Regions from separate parts of the Homo sapiens genome. Here region 2 is linked to region 1. Evidence: chromatin loops called from intact Hi-C (ENCODE). Cell type or tissue: A673. All regions are shown on one strand. Links, peaks and the distances in the headings refer to the core of each region. The heading gives the core; the rest is flanking DNA.

Region 1 (8,323 bases), core at 160-8,159:
TGCAGAGAAATCCAAGTCCCTTCTCCAAAGGACTTGTTTTACTATGATGTAAAAATTGGGCCACGTACATTTTTTTTTTTTTTTTTTTTTGAGACAGAGTCTCCCTTTGTCGCTCAGGCTGGAGTGCAGTGGCACAATCTCGGCTCACTGCAAGCTCTGCCTCCCGGGTTTATGCCATTCTCTTGCCTCAGCCTCTCAAGTAGCTGGGACTACAGGCGCCCGCCACCACGCCCGGCTAATTTTTTGTATTATTTTTAGTAGAGACGGGGTTTCACCATGTTAGCCAGGATGGTCTTGATCTTCTGACCTCGTGATCAGCCCGCCTCGGCCTCCCAAAGTGCTGGGATTACAGGCATGAGCCACCGCGCCCGGCCTGGGCCATGTGCATTTTTATATTAAGCTTTTTATTAAGTAAACATTTGTAACAATAAAAATTTAAAAAAAGAGATTTAAAACTTCTACTCCTCAAAGACACTGTTACAAAAAAATGAAAAGAAAGACACATATTGGGATAAAACTTTTGCAAAACATATATCTAAACATAAAACAGGCCACGGGCAGCGGCTCATGCCTGTAATCCCAACACTTTGGGAGACCAAGGCAGGCAGATCTCTTGAGGTCAGGAGTTTGAGACCAGCCTGGCCGACATTGTGAAACCCTGTCTCTACTAAAAATACAAAAATTAGTGGGGTGTGGTGGTGCATGCCTGTAATCCCAGCCACTTGGGAGGCTGAGGCAGGAGAATTGCTTGAACCCGGGAGGCAGAGGTTGCAGTGAGCTGAGATTGCACCACTGCACTCCAGCCTGGGCGACAGAGCGAGACTCCGTCTCAAAAAATACAAAATAAATAATAAACATACAACAGAAGTAAAAAAAGAAAAAAAATCTGACAAGGGACTTCTATCTCGAATATGTAAAAGCCCTTACAACTCAACAAAAGATAAAAATGCCAACAACAATGGCAAGAAAAAAAAAACACAAAATGGCTGGGCACGGTGGCTCACACCTTTGGGAGGCCGTGGTGGGTGGATCATTTGAGGTCAGGAGTTCAAGACCAGCCTGACCAACCTGGTGAAACCCGGTCTCTACTAAAAAAACAAAAATTAGCCGGGCGTGGTGGGGCGCTCCTTCAATCCCAGGTACTTGGGAGGCTGAGGCAGGAGAATCGCTTGAACCTGGGAGGTGGAGGTTGCAGTGAACCGAGATCGCAACACTGCACTCTAGCCTGGGCGACAGACGGAGACTCCGTCTTAAAAAGAAAAGAAAAGAAAAGAAAAGAAAAGAGAAAAACACAACACAAATGAACAGACACTTCACCAAAGAAGATACGCAACTGTGGCCAGGCGAGGCGGCTCACACCTGTAATCTCAGCACTTTGGAAGGCTGAGGCGGGAGGATCACTCGAGCTCAGGAGTTCCAGACCATCCTGGGCAACATGGAGAGACCCCATCTCTACTAAAAATAAAAAAATTAAGGCCGGGTGCGGTGGATCACACCTGTAATCCCAGCACTTTGGTAGGCCAAGGCGGGCAGACCACCTGAGGTCAGGAGTTAGAGACCAGCCTGACCAAAATGGAGAAAACCCATCTCTACTAAAAATACAAAATTAGCCTAGCATGGTGGTGCATGCCTGTAATCCTAGCTAATCAGGAGGCTGAGGCAAGAGAATTGCTTGAACTGGGGAGGTGGAGGTTGCAGTGAGCCAAGATCGTGCCATTGCATTCCAGCCTGGGCAACAAGAGTGAAACTCCATCTAAAAAAAAAATTAGCTAGGCATGGTGGTATGCACCTGTATGGTTCCAGCTACTTGGGAGGCTCAGGTGGGAGGCTGGCTTGAGCTCAGGAGGCAGAGGCTGCAGTAAGCTGAGATCCTGCCACTGAACTGCGGCCTGAGCAACAGCGACAAAGTGAGACCATGTCCCAAAACAAAACAAAAAACACCAGTGCTGGGTGCAGTGGGTCACACCTGTAATCCCACTTTGGGAGGCTGAGGTGGGAGGATCCCTTGAGTCCAGGAGTTCAAGACCAGCCTGGATAACAAAGCAAGACACAATCTCTTTTTTGTTGTTGTTGTTTTTTGAGACAGAGTCTTGCTCTGTTGTCCAGGCTGGAGTGCAGTGGTGCGATCTCGGCCTAATGTAGCCTCCACCTCCTGGGTTCAAGCAATGCCTCAGCCTCCCAAATAGCTGGGATTACAGGAGCCAGCCACCACGCCTGGCTAATTTTTGTATATTTTTGGTCTTGCTGTGTTGGCCATGTTGGTCTCAAACTCTTGGCCTCAAGAGATCCACCCTCTGCAGCCTTCCAAAGTACTTGGATTACCGGCGTGAGCCACCATGCCCAGCCACTCTTAATTTTTATTTTTTTTTAAACAGAGTCTCACTCTGGTACCCAGGCTGGAGTGCAGTGACGTGATCTCTACCTCCTGGGTTCAAGTGATTCTCATGTCTCAGCCTCCCGAATAGCTGGGATTACAGATGTGTGCCACTACGCCCAGCTAATTTTTTTGTATTTTTAGTAGAAACAAGGTTTTACCACATTGGCCAGGCTGGTCTCAAACCCCTGACTTCAAGTGTTCTGTCCATTTTGGCCTCCCAAAGTGCTGGGGTTACAGGCGTGAGCCACTGAGACTGGCCTTAATTTTTTTTTTTTTTTTTTTTTGAGATGGAATCTCACTGTTGGCCAGGCTGGAGTGCAATGGCATGATCTCGGCTCACTGCAATCTCTGCCTCGCTGGTTCAAGCAATTCTCCTGCCTCAGCCTCCCGAGTACCTGGGATTACAGGCATGTGCCATCACACTCAGATAATTTTTTTTTAACTTTAAGTCCTGGGATACATGTGTCGAATGTGAGGTTTGTAACATTTTTGTATTTTTGGTAGAGACGAGGAGGTTTCTCCATATTGACTAGGCTGGTCTCGAACTCCTAACCTCAGGTGATCCACCCTCCTCGGCCTCCCAAAGTGCTGGGATTACAGGCATGAGCCACCGCGCCCAGCCCTCAGCCAATATTTTTAAAAATAATTTCATGGTATATCCACACAAGGGAGTATTACTCAGCAATAAAAATGCTTGTTGAGACGGGTGCAGTGGCTCACGCCTGTAATCCCAGCACTTTGGTAGGCTGAGGCAGGTGGATCACCTGAGGTCAGGAGTTCGAGATCAGCCTGGCCAACATGGTGAAACCCTGTCTCTACTAAAAATACAAAAATTAGCCGGGCGTGGTGGTGGGAGCCTGTAATCCCAGCTACTCAGGAGGCTGAGACAGGAGAATTGCTTGAACCCAGGAGGCGGAGGTTGCAGTGAGTGAAGATGGCACCGCTGCATTCCAGCCTGGGTGACAGAGTGAGACTCAGTCTCAAAAAAAAAAAAAAAGTTTGTTGAACAAGTGTATTACAATGTATTCCAAAGCTAACGCATGCAATGCCCAATTTGTTCACTAGATGGCAGCAAGAGCCAAGTCATTTCTAGTTGCTTCCAGGTGGGTCTACTGTGGCTACTCTTGCTTGTCACAGTAAACTGACAGAGCACTGTCCCCAATTAAAGATAGGAAAACAGAGGCGTAAAGAACACTGCTTTGTCAGAGCCAGGTTTCTGGTCTTCCAAATCAACAACCCATGAATGAGAACCCTCCCAGATCTCTTCCCCACACTGTTCCCTTCCCCTAAGTCTGGTAATTTCATCCATTTCCTGAAGTCAGAAGTACTCGGCCCGGGCCAGGTGCAGTGGCTCAAGTCTGTAATCCCAGCACTTTGGAAAGCCGAGGGAGGCGGATCACCTGAGTTCAGGAGTTCGAAACCAGCCTGGCCAACATGGCGGACACCCCCGTCTCTACTAAAAATACAAAAATTAGCTGGGCACCGTCGTGAGTGCCTGTAATCCCAGCTACTCAAGAGGCTGAGGCAGGAGAATAGCGTGAACCTGGGAGGTAGAGGTTGCAGTGAGCTGAGATCGCGCCATTGCACTCCAGCCTGGGCGACAGAACAAGACGCCGTCTCAAAAATAAATAAATAAATAAATAAATAAAATAAAATAAAAATGCAAAAATTAGGCCAGGAGTGGTGGCTCAAGCCTGTAATCCCAGCACTTTGGGAGGCTGAGGCGGGTGGATCACCTGAGGTCGGGAGTTCCAGACCAGCCTGACCAATATGGAGAGACCGCGTCTCTACTAAAAATACAAAACTAGACAGGTATGGTGGCGCATGCCTGTAATCCCAGCTGCTCAGGAGGCTGAGGCAGGAGAATTGCTTGAACCCGGGAGGCAGAGGTTGCAGTGAGCGGAGATCGCGCCATTGCACTCCAGCCTGGGGAACAAGAATGAAACTCCATCTCAAAAAAAAAAAAAACCCCAAACCAAACGAAAACAGCGGATCACGAGGTCAGGAGTTTGAGACCAGCCTGGACAATAGGGTGAAACCCTGTCTCTACTAAAAATACAAAAAAATTAGCCAGGTGTGGTGGCGCACAACTGTAGCCTCAGCTACTCCAGAGGCTGAGGCAGAAGAATTGCTTGAACCCAGGAGGTGGAGGTGGCAGGCAGTGAGCCGAGATTGCACCATTGCACTCCAGCCTGGGTGACAGAGCAAGACTGCTTCTCAAAAAAAAAAAAAAATTAGCCAGGTGTGGTGGCAGGTGTTCCTATAATCCCAGCTACCCCGGGGCTGAGATGGGAGGATCACTTGAGCCTGAGAGGCAGAGGTTGCAGTGAGCCGAGCCTAGATTGTGCCTCTGCATTCCAACCTGAGCTACAAAATGAGACCCTGTATCAAAAACAAAAACAAACCAAATCTCACACAGGTCCATACCAACCAGCCCCTGATCCTCGGTCTGAGGGGCTTGAGAGGGTAGGTTTTGGAGGGGTTGGGGAATGGTGGAGCTGCCCCTTGAACTCAGGATTATCAGGATGATGAAATCCAAAACTGTGGGCCGGGATCGGTGGCTCACACCTGTAATTTTAGCACTTTGGGAGGCCAAGGCAGGCAGATCGCTTGAGGTCGGGAGTTCCAGACTGGCCTGGCAAACATGGCGAAACTCTATCTCTACTAAAAATACAAAAATTAGCTGGGCGTTGTGGCGTGTGCCTGTAGTCTCAGCTACTCGGAAGGCAGAGGGAGGAGAATCGCTTGAACTGGGAGGTGGAGGTTGCAGTGAGCCGAGATTGCCCCACTGCACTCCAGCCTGGGCGACAGAGCGAGACTCCGTCTCAAAAAAAAAAAAAAAAAAGAAAAGAAAAGAAAAAAGAAAAAAAAAAGAAAAAACTGAGGTCCCTGTGTACAACTGGAGGAGTACATATGGGGAATGCCTAGGGCTTGTTTATATTATTAAGAGCAGTCGGCCGGGCGCGGTGGCTCATCCTTGTAATCCCAGCACTTCGGGAGGCCGAGGCGGGAGGATCACGACGTCAAGAGATCGAGACCATCCTGGCCAACATGGTGAAACCCCGCGTCTACTAAATATACAAAAATTAGCTGGGCGTGGTGGCGCGCCTGTAGTTCCAGCTAGTCGGAAGGTTGAGGCAGGAGAATCGCTTGAACTCAGGAGGCGGAGGTTGCAGTGAGCCGAGATCACACTACTGCACTCCAGCCTGGCGACAGAGGGAGACTCTGTTTCCAAAAAAAAAAAAAAAAGCGCAGTCCCCTTGACTTGGACAGGAGCTTTTGGGGAATTTATGCTCTCCATTTTGTGCTCAGAGGGTGGAAATGACTTCCGGCCTACTTTTCTGCCTCCTCCTGTTGCTGTGATCAGTGTCTGATCTTTACATTTTTCAATCCTGGAGAACTTCCTCAACTCCAGGAACTACGTAGCCCCTGGCGAATGCCCAGCTCCTACTCTTTTTTTTTTTTTTTTTTTTTTTAAGACGGAGTCTCGCTCTGTCGCCCAGGCTGGAGTGCAGTGGCCCGATCTCACCTCACGGCAAGCTCCGCCTCCCAGGTTCACGCCATTCTCCTGCCTCAGCCTCACGAGTAGCTAGGACTACAGGCGCCCTCCACCACGCCCAGCAAATTGTGTGTGTGTGTGTGTGTGTGTGTGTGTGTGTGTGTGTGTGTGTAGTAGAGACGGGGTTTCACCGTGTTAGCCAGGATGGTTTCAATCTCCTGACTTCGTGATCCGCCCGCCTCGGCCTCCCAAAGTGCTGGGATTACAGGCTTGAGCCACCGTGCCCAGCCTTTCTTCTTCTTTTTTTTTTTTTTTTGAGACAGTTTCGCTCTTGTTGCCCAGGCTGGAGTGCAGTGGCGCAATCTCAGCTCACTGCAACCTCCGCCTCCCGGGTCCAAGCGATTCTCCTACCTCAGCCTCTCGAATAGCTGGGGTTACAGACATACGCCACCACGCCCGGCTAATTTTGTATTTTTAGTAGAGATGGGGTTTCTCCATGTTGGTCAGGCTGGTCTCGAACTCCTGACCTCAGGTGATCTGCCCACCTCGGCCTCCCAAAGTCCTGGGATTATAGGCGTGAGCCACTGTGCGTGGCCCCCAATTCCTACTCGTACTCCTTTGCTCTCCAGTAAAGTATTTGTGCTTCCACAGAACCTTCTGCTTTGGAAAAACAGAGACCTTTCTCCATACGAAACTGACTGGGCATCAATTCAGAAGACACTTAAGCAACTTAGGAGAGCACCTAGCTCAGCTTCTTTCATAACCAGCGAGACAGATACCCCATCCCCCATTAGATCACTTCAAGGGAAGAGAAAGCTCCTGTGGCCAAGGCCTATACAGGCTGGGTAGGTTGGGGGTTGGTGTGCTGCTGACCTGCCGGGCCATTGCTTCATCTATCAGAACATTCTAGACATTGAAGAAACAGCAACATAGGGGTTGAAGTGTTGACTGACTAGGATTCAAACCTCAGCTCTGCTGCGTTGTCAAAAGGGGCCCAATCAGAGTCTACCTCTCCATTTGCAAAATGTAATACCATTAAAAAAAAAAAAAAAGGTAGTTCTGCTTCTGAGGCCCCTCCATTAGGCTAAGGGTGTGGCCAGTCACAGGTTCCCCAGGCTGGAAGATTCTTCAGACGTGGGTCCCTCTCTCTGGTAGGTCTGGGTTTACTAGAATGCATCTCAAACTCCAATAAGCAAGGTCTGACTTTTCAGGGAGATCTTAAGGGTAAGGAGGGCCAGGGAGGGTATTTCACCTGAGATCCCAGCCAGTCCTTCCAACAGCCAGATGCTGCTACTAATCCCACAGCACGTTCAAAGGGACAAAAGGGGACCAGTGACAACTGATTAAAGGAAAATGTGATCCTGAGTGACCCAGGACCTTGGGACTCTGAGGGGGAACCAAAGAGCTTAACTGGTTTAAAAACTTAAAAGGATCGGCCAGGCTTGGTGGCTCACACCTGTAATCCCAGCACTTTCAGAGGCCCAGGCGGGTGGATCACACGAGGTCAGGAGTTTGAGACCAGCCTGGCCAATATGGTAAAACCACGTCTCTAACTGAAAATACAAAAATTAGCCAGGCGTGGTGGTGTGCACCTGTAGTCCCAGCTACAGGGAGGGTGAAGCAGGACAACCACTTGGACCCCAGAAGTGGAGGTTGCAGTTTGCAGAGATCATGCCACTACACTCCAGCCTGGGGGACAAAGTGAGACTGTCTCAAAAAAACAAAAAAGAGAGCTTTCCAATGACACACACACCCCGCCCCATTTCTCCCCCAGCCCAGCTCACAGCCAATTACTAAATAGTGGAAAGGAGGCTACTTAAAAAGAAGTTCCCTATTTTCCTGTGGGGGTTACTGGGCTTTTTAGTAGGCCACTCACCCACTACCCTCGCACCAATCCCCCAAAGTCCGTACCCTACTTGAAGATTATGCTGTAATTATGGGTGCTGTGTTTATAGACCACAGATTTAACAGAACAAGCCCACAGAACACCCATCTTTTTTCCCCAATCAAGATTTTTTTATTCACAAAAGAACCACAACAATTTAGAGCTTCTCCATTTTTATTACACAAAATTGTTAAGTTTTCAGCAGTAGGGCTTCTCAAAACACCAGCTGCAGGCTATTACCTGAAAAAGACAAGGCAGTTATATTAGGTTCTCGTGTAAATATGAATATACAATCAAGTCAAGCTCCTGACAAATTATACATCAAGGATGTATATAGTTCAAAGATATTGTGCTGTTACCTCCCACCTCCCCAAAACTCCAAGAACTAGCACCTGCAGAGAAAAGGAGAAATACAGAAAGAGTCCTGAAGACAGATTAGTAGTCAAAGCAAAGACGCCGCAGGGATTTGAACCCCGTCCTGGAAACCAGGAGTGCCAACCACCAGCATCTTTTGCTTTTTTTTTTTTTAAGCTAGAAAAAGGCCAAAAAGCAAAACCTGAGA
Region 2 (8,323 bases), core at 100-8,099, 310 kb after region 1:
GTGGCAGCAAAGGGGAGGGGAGGGGATGAGAGGCCAGCAGTTGTCTGCCCTGGGGAGTGAAGCCAGTCACGTGGTGTTCCCCAAGCCACTCAGCCTGGCCCAGGAGGCTCTGGGAGGAAAGGTAGACTTTTCTTTGGCACTAAGGTGCTGCTCCTGCTTTTTTTTTTGAGACAGGGTCTTGCTCTGTTGCCCAGGCTGGAGTGCACTGATGTGATCACAGCTCACTGCAGCCTTAACCTCCCTGGTCTCAAGCCATCCTCCCAACTCAGCCTCCTGAGTAGCTGGGACTATAGGTGCATGCCACCACGCCCAGCTAATTTTTGTACTTTTTTGCAGAGACAGGGTCTCTCCATATTGTCCAGGCTGGTGTTGAACTCCTGGGCTGAAGCGACTCCTGCCTCGGCCTCCCAGAGTGTTGGGACTACAGGTGTGAGCCACTGTGCCTGGCCAGGCTGCGCTGCTAATCCCACAAAGGCACAGCACCCGAGCACAGGGATTATCAGGATGGCAGGTCAGGAGGAGGAGTATGGGATGGAAATGGCAGGGAACTGGGCTCAGAAAAACTGGAGGATTCCCCGACTCATGCAGACCAAGGGATGAGGTTCAGCTCAATGTGTGAGCAGGAGCCTGGATTCTGATGTGGAAGAAATGGTGGGGTGGTGGGACAGCCCCGCGGGGACTCACGTTTGCTGATGATCCTATTGAGGATTGTCCGCAACTCCTTCACGCTGATCTCCATGTCCTGGGGAGAGAGAGGAGGTGGCACCTGCCCCAGGAGAGGGCTGCCCCTCACAGGCCCCTCCCAACCTGCCATGCCCCAACCTACCTCCCCTGCCAGCTGCCTGAAGAGGGCCTTGAAGTTCTCGTCAATCTCCTCTTCTGAGAGCACTTGCTGGACCGAGAAGGGGAGAAAGCAGGTAAGAGAGGCCCCGGCCCTGCCCGTGTGGAGGCAGCTGGAGGGAGGGCTGAGGTCACATATCTGCTACAAGTCACTTCGCTTCTCTGAGCCTCACTTTTCTTTTCTTTTCTTTTTGAGATGGAGTTTCACTCTGTCACCCAGGCTGGAGTACAGTGGCGTGATCTCAGCTCACTGCAACCTCCGCCTCCCGGGCTCAAGCCATTCTCCCTGCCTCAGCCTCCTGAGTAGCTGGGATTAAAGGTGCCCACCACCATGCCCGGCTAATTTTTGTATTTTTAGTAGAGACGGGGTTTTGCCATGTTGGCCAGGCTGGTCTCAAACTCCCGACCTCAGGTTATCCGCCCGCCTCAACCTCCCAAAGTGCTAGGATTACAGGCGTGAGCCACTGAGCCCGGCTTGAGTCTCACTTTTCTAATCTGAAAAGGGAATCTCGTTCCTGCCCTGCCCTGCCCCGCCCCATATCCAGCACTCATGTGACCTAAATGAAGGGGATGCTGTTCAGCTCAGTGAGTAAAAGGCAAGAGTTTGGGCCAGGTGCGGTGGCTCACACCTGTAATCCTAGCACTTTGTGAGGCCGAGGTGGGTGGATCACTTGAAGTCAGGAGTTTGAAACCAGCCTGACCAAAATGGCAAAACCCCGTCTCTACTAAAAATACAAAAATTAGCCAGGTGTGGTAACGTGCGCCTGTAATCCCAGCTACTCAGGAGGCTGAGGCAGGAGAATCACCTGAACCCAGGAGACGGAGGTTGCAGTGAGCCGAGATCACGCCATTGCACTCCAGCCTGGGTGACAGAGTGAGACTCTCTCAAAAAAAAAAAAAAAAAAAAGGCAAGAGTTTGGATCCCTACTGTATGGCCTCAGGCAAGTTCCCTAACCTCTGTGAACCTGAATTTCCCATTCAGAGGAGGTATGGTAACAAGACCCGGACAGGGTTGATGTGGGGAGGAAATGAGGTAACACAGGTGAAGTGCTCAGCACAAACCCGCCACCGGGTGAGAGCTCAGGGCCTGTGCCATTAGTATCACAGGTCCTCTGCAAACTGTAAAGTGCTGGGCGGATGAGGGATTAGCACTACTCCTATGGCTTCCACCAGGAGGGGATCTTCCCTGTTAGCAGGAACTCAGGGGACAGGACACCTGGGTCCCCATCACACACCCAGGGGTGAGGAAGAGAGGAGGACGGGGCCTGGTGGGGTGGGACCACGCACCTCATCGGGGAGATTGGCCTGGATCTGGTCATCCAGCTCCCTGCAGAGAGTGGGGAGGAAAGGAGCCAGTCAGAGGGGGACAGCAGAGGGCCTGAGAGGGGAGGCTGGGAGAGGGGAGAGTGGCAGGGGCCAGTCCATGACTCACACAGTCCCAGCACTCTTCTCTGAGAAGAAGCGCAGCACGAAGTCGCCCTCCTTGTTGGGCTCGAAGGTGGAGGGCACCACCACATACTCCCCGGGTGGCAGGCGGAAGCGGGTGCTGACCTCTCGCAGGTTGATGAACTGCTCTGAGCGCGCCCGAGACGCATTGGCCAGGAAGAAGTCACGCTTCAAGTGTACGGCCGGCTGGCCCACCAGCTGGTGGGAGGGAGGAGGGAGCAGGGCTGCAGCTGCCCACTCAGCCCACCCTCAGGGGCCACCCCCAGACCCAGACTCCAGGCTCCTTGTCCTGGCCAAGGGGCTGGAGAGCTGGGGCATGGCTCACTCACAGCCTGTGTGACCCTAACAAGACATTTTGCCTCAGTTTCCTCATCTGTAAAATGTAACAACCCTACTCACTGCAGAGGGTAGAGGAGAGGAGCACCGGATTGCAGATTAGGCATGTGTTTCAATAACACTGTCATTATTATCACTGGGAGCTTTCCCCAGGTCAGGTACTGCAGGGTACTCGGCACCTCATTTGCTGTTCTGCTGTTACACCCATTTTACAGACACAAACACAGGCTCGGAGCTTAAGCAACTGCTCAAGGGTACAGAACTCTCAGCCTGTCTAATGCCCTGCTCCTGACATTGCTGGACCGCCCTAGTTGGCACTTACTTGGTGTAGATGGCAAGGCAGGAAAAGCCTCATGTGTACATGTCAGACAGGGGCTCTGAGGACCAGGGCTCAAATCCAGCTCCCTCACTGACTACCTGTGCTGACCCTCAGGAGAGCAATGTTTGCTCTGCCCACTGAACAGGTGGGGAGAAGCATTTTTCAAGCAGTGAAACAAGGTGACTTCTTAGCTCTCCAGGCCAGGGTGGGTTTGCCACTGGGTTGCTCCCCTCTGGCACCATCAGGGGTGTGTGACTGCAGGTGGGTCATGGTGCCACACCTACCTCCGGAGGGACCTGCAATAGAGAGACAGGGGAAGTCAGAGATGTGTGTTTGTCCCAGGGCGGGGTCACAGTGCATGCTGGGCAGAGGTCTTGAGTTCTTAGACGGGACTGATGGGATAAGGAGGCAGAAGGCAGGGCCCTGGGGACCCAGATCTGGTCCCTGCACCACAGCAGGGCCCCAGGAGGGAGGGCTCAGGCAGGGTCCTCTTGGTCCTGGGAATGCTTGCCCTAGGACTCCATTCTGAGTCAGAGGCTCCAGGCCAGCCCCCGGGGTGGCCAACTGCAATGTTCCAAAGCCCAGGGACAGGAAAGGGCCACCGCAGGCTGCTGCCAGGGGGTTTGGGTGTGGGCCAAGACTGCGACCAGGGAGGTCCAGAAGTTTCTCTCCCTGTCTTGAGGGCAGTGTGTGAAGCAGGGCAGATACAGGGCAAGAGCAAGGAGTTCTAATCCCAGAGCGACTGGCACAGCCTCACCTTGGCCGACAGGCCCTCCCTATCCCCTATCTTTCCCCTGCCAGCTTCTGCTCACAGCTTCCAAGACGGAGGGCTCAGTACTCCCAGGCATCAGCTGAGCCAGCTCCCTCCTCCAAGAGCAGCAGGCCGCCCTCTAAGCGTGAGGTGAATCCCAGAATCTCCCTTCCCTGAGCCAACCCCCTTCCTCTCTTTCGGCCAGAGGGCCTCAGCAGGTGCCTCCTGGAGGCTGAGATTTCCCAGCCCTCAGGATGGTGGGGGGAGTGGAGGGGAATTTGTGGGGAAGGGCATGGTCCCTGGCGCCCCCTGGTGGAAGCCCGCCTGCACTGCGGGTCGGGGGCGCCAGGTCCTCTGCCTGCTCAGTGAGATCCACCGGTGATCCACCCTCCTGACCTCGTAGACCGCGAAGCCAATAGTCTCCATGTCGCGGCCGAAGCGGCGCTCGCGGCGACGGTGCTTCTGCATAAGGGCGAGCACGAAGCTGCAGCCTGACTCGCGGTCCCCGTAGTCGTCCGGGTCATCCGTCTCATCCAGCCGGATCTTGAACTGAGGGTTCACCCAGAAGGTGGCTGCGGGCAGGTGAGGAGGCGGGGATCAGAGGCAGGGCGGGGCAGAGCCAATTGGCCCCCAAGCCTCCTCAGCACGTCCCTGTGCACGCATTCATTCATTCAACAAATATTATTGAGCACCTGGAACATGCAGGGTGATGGGCAGGCTGGGCCAGGCTCGGTCCATGCCCTCACGGCCTGCATTTGGAAACTAGAGGCTTAAGTCTGAGCAAGTCCGTTAGGTTAGCGAGCAGAGCAACTGCAAAAAAAAGCAAGCAGGAGTAGATCAGAGTAGGGGACCTATGCGCTGAGACCCGAAGGGGCTGCCCTGGGAAGCTGCTGAGAAGCAGAAGCCAGGCGGAGGGCACCCCAGAGCAGAGGTGAGGAAGGGCCCCACGCATCTGCGGACAGGGAGCACTTACGGAGGCTCTAGGAAACACGGAGACCCAGGGAGGCCGCAGAGCTCCCAGGAGCCGGCCAGGGACTAGGGCGTGTGGACTGAAGCAAAGGGTAAGAACCCTCCCACAGCTTGCAGCGAGGAGGCATGTGACTGCATTAGGACTCTAAAAGGTGGCTCGAGTGCTGCGTGGACAACAGCTTAGAAGAAGGCAAGAGAAAAAGCAGGGGTCCGACAGGAGGCCACAGCCAGCCAGCAAGGGAAGGCAGGGGCTTGCATTTCTGGCAGTTGGGTGATTTTGCTGCCTAAAGAACCTTCTTGACTAAAACAACCCAGTGCGGGATAGAACGGTAAACTGCAAAACTTATTTTTAAAGGCACTAATAAGCCACTGCATCCCCTGCCCTCCATTGACAATAATAATAATAATAATAAAGATAATAACAACTTGGGTGAGGATGTGGAGGGATGGGAACCTCACAGGATGCCGGTGGGAATGTAAAATGTTGCAGCTGCTCCGAAGAACATTCTGGCACTTTCTCAAAAGGTTAAACACAGAGCTTCATATGACCCAGAAATTCCACTCCAAGCTCTATACCCAAGAGAAATGAAAACGTGTCCATGCAAAGCCTTGTTCATAAGAGTGTGGCAGGGCGCGGTGGCTCACACCTGTAATCCCAGCGCTTTGGGAGGCCCAGGCAGACGGATCACTTGAGGTCAGGAGTTTTGAGACCAGCCTGGACAATATGGTGAAACTCCACCTCTACTAAAAATACAAAAATTAGCTGGGCATGGTGGCCCATGCCTGTAGTCCCAGCTACTTGGGAGGCTGAGGCAGGAGAATCGCTTAAACCTGGGAGGCGGAGGTTGCAGTGAGCTGAGATCGTGCCACAGCACTCCAGCCTGGGCGACAGAGTAAGATTCAGTTTCAAAAACAAACAACCCACAAAACTAGCTGGGCGTGGTGGCACATGCCTGTAATCCCAGCTACTCAGGAGGCTGAGGTAGGAGAATCGCTTGAACCCAGAGGCAGAGGTAGCAGTGAGCCGAGATCGTGCCACTGCACTCCAGCCTGGGCAAGAGAGCAAGATTCCATTTAAAAAAAAAAAGAGAGAATGTTAATGGCTGCATTATTTATAACAGCTGAGTGGATGAAACTACCCAATTATCCATCAACTGAAGAGTGAATATACAAAATATGGAGCCAAACAATGGGATATTATTTGGCAACAAAGAGGAACAACATTCTGATCCATGCTACAACATGGAGGAACCTTGCAAACATTATGCTAAATGAAAAAGGCCAGCCACAAAGGACCATGTATTATATGATCCTGTTCACATGAAATATCCCAGTAGGCAAATCCATAGAGATAAGAAGTAGATTTGTGGTTGCCAGGGCTGCTGGGAGGGCTGGGGAGTCATGGCTAAGGAGTACCTCATTTGTTTTTGGGATAATGAAATGTTCTAAAATTGATGTGGTGATGGTTGCACAACTCTGTGAATATACTTTAAATAGTATATTTAAATTGTATATTTAATAGTATATTTAAATCGTAATATATGGCCAGGTGCAGTGGCTCACACCTGTAATCCCAGCACTTTGGGAGGCTGAGGCAGCTGGATCACCTAAGGTCAGGAGTTTGAGACCAGCCTGGCCAACGTGGTGAAACCCCGTCTGTACTAAAAATGCAAAAATTAGGTGGCCATGGTGGCAGGTGCCTGTAATCCCAGCTACCTGGAAGGCTGAGGTAGGAGAATTGCGTGAACCCAGGAGACAGAGGTTGCAGTGAGCCGAGATCTGGCCACTGCACTCCAGCCTGGGTGACAGAGCGAGACTCCATCTCAATAAACAAACAAACAAACAAATAAATAAATAAATAAAATCGTAATATACTTCAGTACATTTAAATTGTATATTTAATAGTATATTTAAATTGCAACTTTAAATAGGTGACTTGTATGGTATGTGAATTAAGTATCAATAAAGATATTTTTAAAAAATAGAAAGTAGGAACCCTGCAAGGTAAATAATGCTAAAGGGCTTCTGTAGACCCCTGAACCCCAGGGTATAGAAGCAGATGATAAACATCTACCTGAGGTAGAGAATCCAACAGGAAGTTCCTGCAATTAAACTGGAACCCCCGTCAGGAATGTCAGCAATGAAGTATGAAAGAAAATTAGGCTGGGCGCAGTGGCTCACGCCTGTAATCCCAGCACTGTGGGAGGCCGAGGCGGGTGGATCATTTGAGGTCAGGAGTTTGAGACCAGCCTGGCCAACATGGTAAAACCCATTCTCTACTGAAAAAATACAGAAATTAGCCAGGCATGGTGGTGGGCACCTGTAGTCCCACTTACTCGGGAGGATGAGGCAGGAAAATCGCTTGAACCCGGGAGGTGGAGGTTGCAGTGAGCCAAGATCATGCCACTGCACTCCAGCCTGGGCAACAGACCAAGACCGTGTCTCAAAAAAAAAAAAACAAAAACAAAAGCCGGGCGCGGTGGCTCACGCCTGTAATCCCAGCACTTTGGGAGGCCGAGACGGGCGGATCACGAGGTCAGGAGATCGAGACCATCCTGGCTAACACGGTGAAACCCCGTCTCTACTAAAAATACAAAAAAATTAGCCGGGCGTGGTGGCAGGTGCCTGTAGTCCCAGCTACTCGGGAGGCTGAGGCAGGAGAATGGCATGAACCTGGGAGGCGGAGCTTGCAGTGAGCCGAGATCGCGCCACTGCACTCAAGCCTGGGCGACAGAGCGAGACTCCGTCTCAAAAACAAAAAAAAAGAAAGAAAGAAAATTAAACCTCCCTGGAGGGAAGGAAAAAATAACCTCAAGCCAGGCTTCACATGACCTTTCAGTTTTAATTCACACTGCCTGTGAAACCTTAAGAAGATAATTTAGTCTTAAAAGCGTCCTGCACCAGGCACAGTGGCTGATGGACTGTAATCCCAGTGTTTTGGGAGACCGAGGTGGGAGGACTGCTTGAGCCCAGGAGTTCAAGACCAGCCTGGGCAACATAGGGAGACCCCATCACTACAAAAAGTAAGAAAATGAGCCAGACGACCAGGCGTGGTGGCTCACACCTGTAATCTCAGCACTTTGGGAGGCCAAGATGGGCGGATCATGAGGTCAGGAGATCAAGACCATCCTGGCTAACATGGTGAAACCCCATCTCTACTAAAAACACAAAAAATTACCCGGGCGTGGTGGTGGGCACCTGTAGTCCCAGCTACTGGGGAGGCTGAGGCAGGAGAATGGCACGAACCCGGGAGAAGGAGCTTGCAGTGAGCTGAGATTGCGCCACTGCACTCCAGCCTGGGTGACAGAGCCAGACTCCGTCTCAAAAAAAAAAAAAAAAAAAAAAAAAAAAAAGCCAGGCATGGTGGCATGGATCTGTAGTCCCAGGTAAATCAGGAGGCTGAGGTGGGAGGATCACTTGAGCCCAGGAGTTCAACACCAGCCTAGCCAACCTAGCAAGACCCCATCTCTCCAAAAAATGTAAGAAGTTAGCTGGGCGTGTGGTGTGTGTCTCTATCATAGTCCCAGCTACTTGGGAGGATAGTTTGAGCCCAGAAGGCTGAGGCTGCAGTGAGCTATGATTGCACCACTGCACTCCAACCTGGGTGACAGAATGAGACACTGTCTCAAAAAAAGAACAAGGCGGCCGGGCACGGTGGCTCA

The links. A loop is a pair of places that touch in the nucleus more often than their neighbours do. Peaks named below come from ENCODE experiments on the same cell type or tissue, not always from the same donor. Only the 100,000 strongest peaks of a DNase experiment are listed, where the experiment ranks them.
Region 2: it touches region 1 in a loop (4-fold over the local background); 4 of 110 quality-filtered maps call a loop at or near these places.

The regions. Positions count from the first base shown.
Region 1 is chr11:65,506,064-65,514,386 of GRCh38, reverse strand. It overlaps MALAT1 (metastasis associated lung adenocarcinoma transcript 1), which reads right to left. Exons shown (of 1, transcript NR_002819.5): 1 at 7,871-8,323. It also overlaps TALAM1 and MASCRNA. Among named protein-coding and RNA genes, the nearest start is that of MALAT1, 11 kb to the right of the region's middle. RefSeq lists enhancers at 6,526-6,595, 6,312-6,993, 6,706-7,015, 7,516-7,615. In A673, for the core only: a CTCF peak has its summit at 3,438 (motif pointing right); DNase peaks (open chromatin) are centred at 3,436, 5,906, 6,656, 7,076 and 1 weaker place; H3K4me3 peaks cover 1,832 bases; H3K27ac peaks cover 2,836 bases.
Region 2 is chr11:65,200,624-65,208,946 of GRCh38, reverse strand. CAPN1 (calpain 1) reads right to left here. Exons shown (of 22, transcript NM_005186.4): 11 at 4,089-4,264; 12 at 3,226-3,237; 13 at 2,273-2,484; 14 at 2,128-2,167; 15 at 827-892; 16 at 685-742. Among named protein-coding and RNA genes, the nearest start is that of CAPN1, 23 kb to the right of the region's middle. RefSeq lists enhancers at 3,768-3,957, 3,999-4,986. In A673, for the core only: a CTCF peak has its summit at 3,999 (motif pointing left); a DNase peak (open chromatin) is centred at 3,966.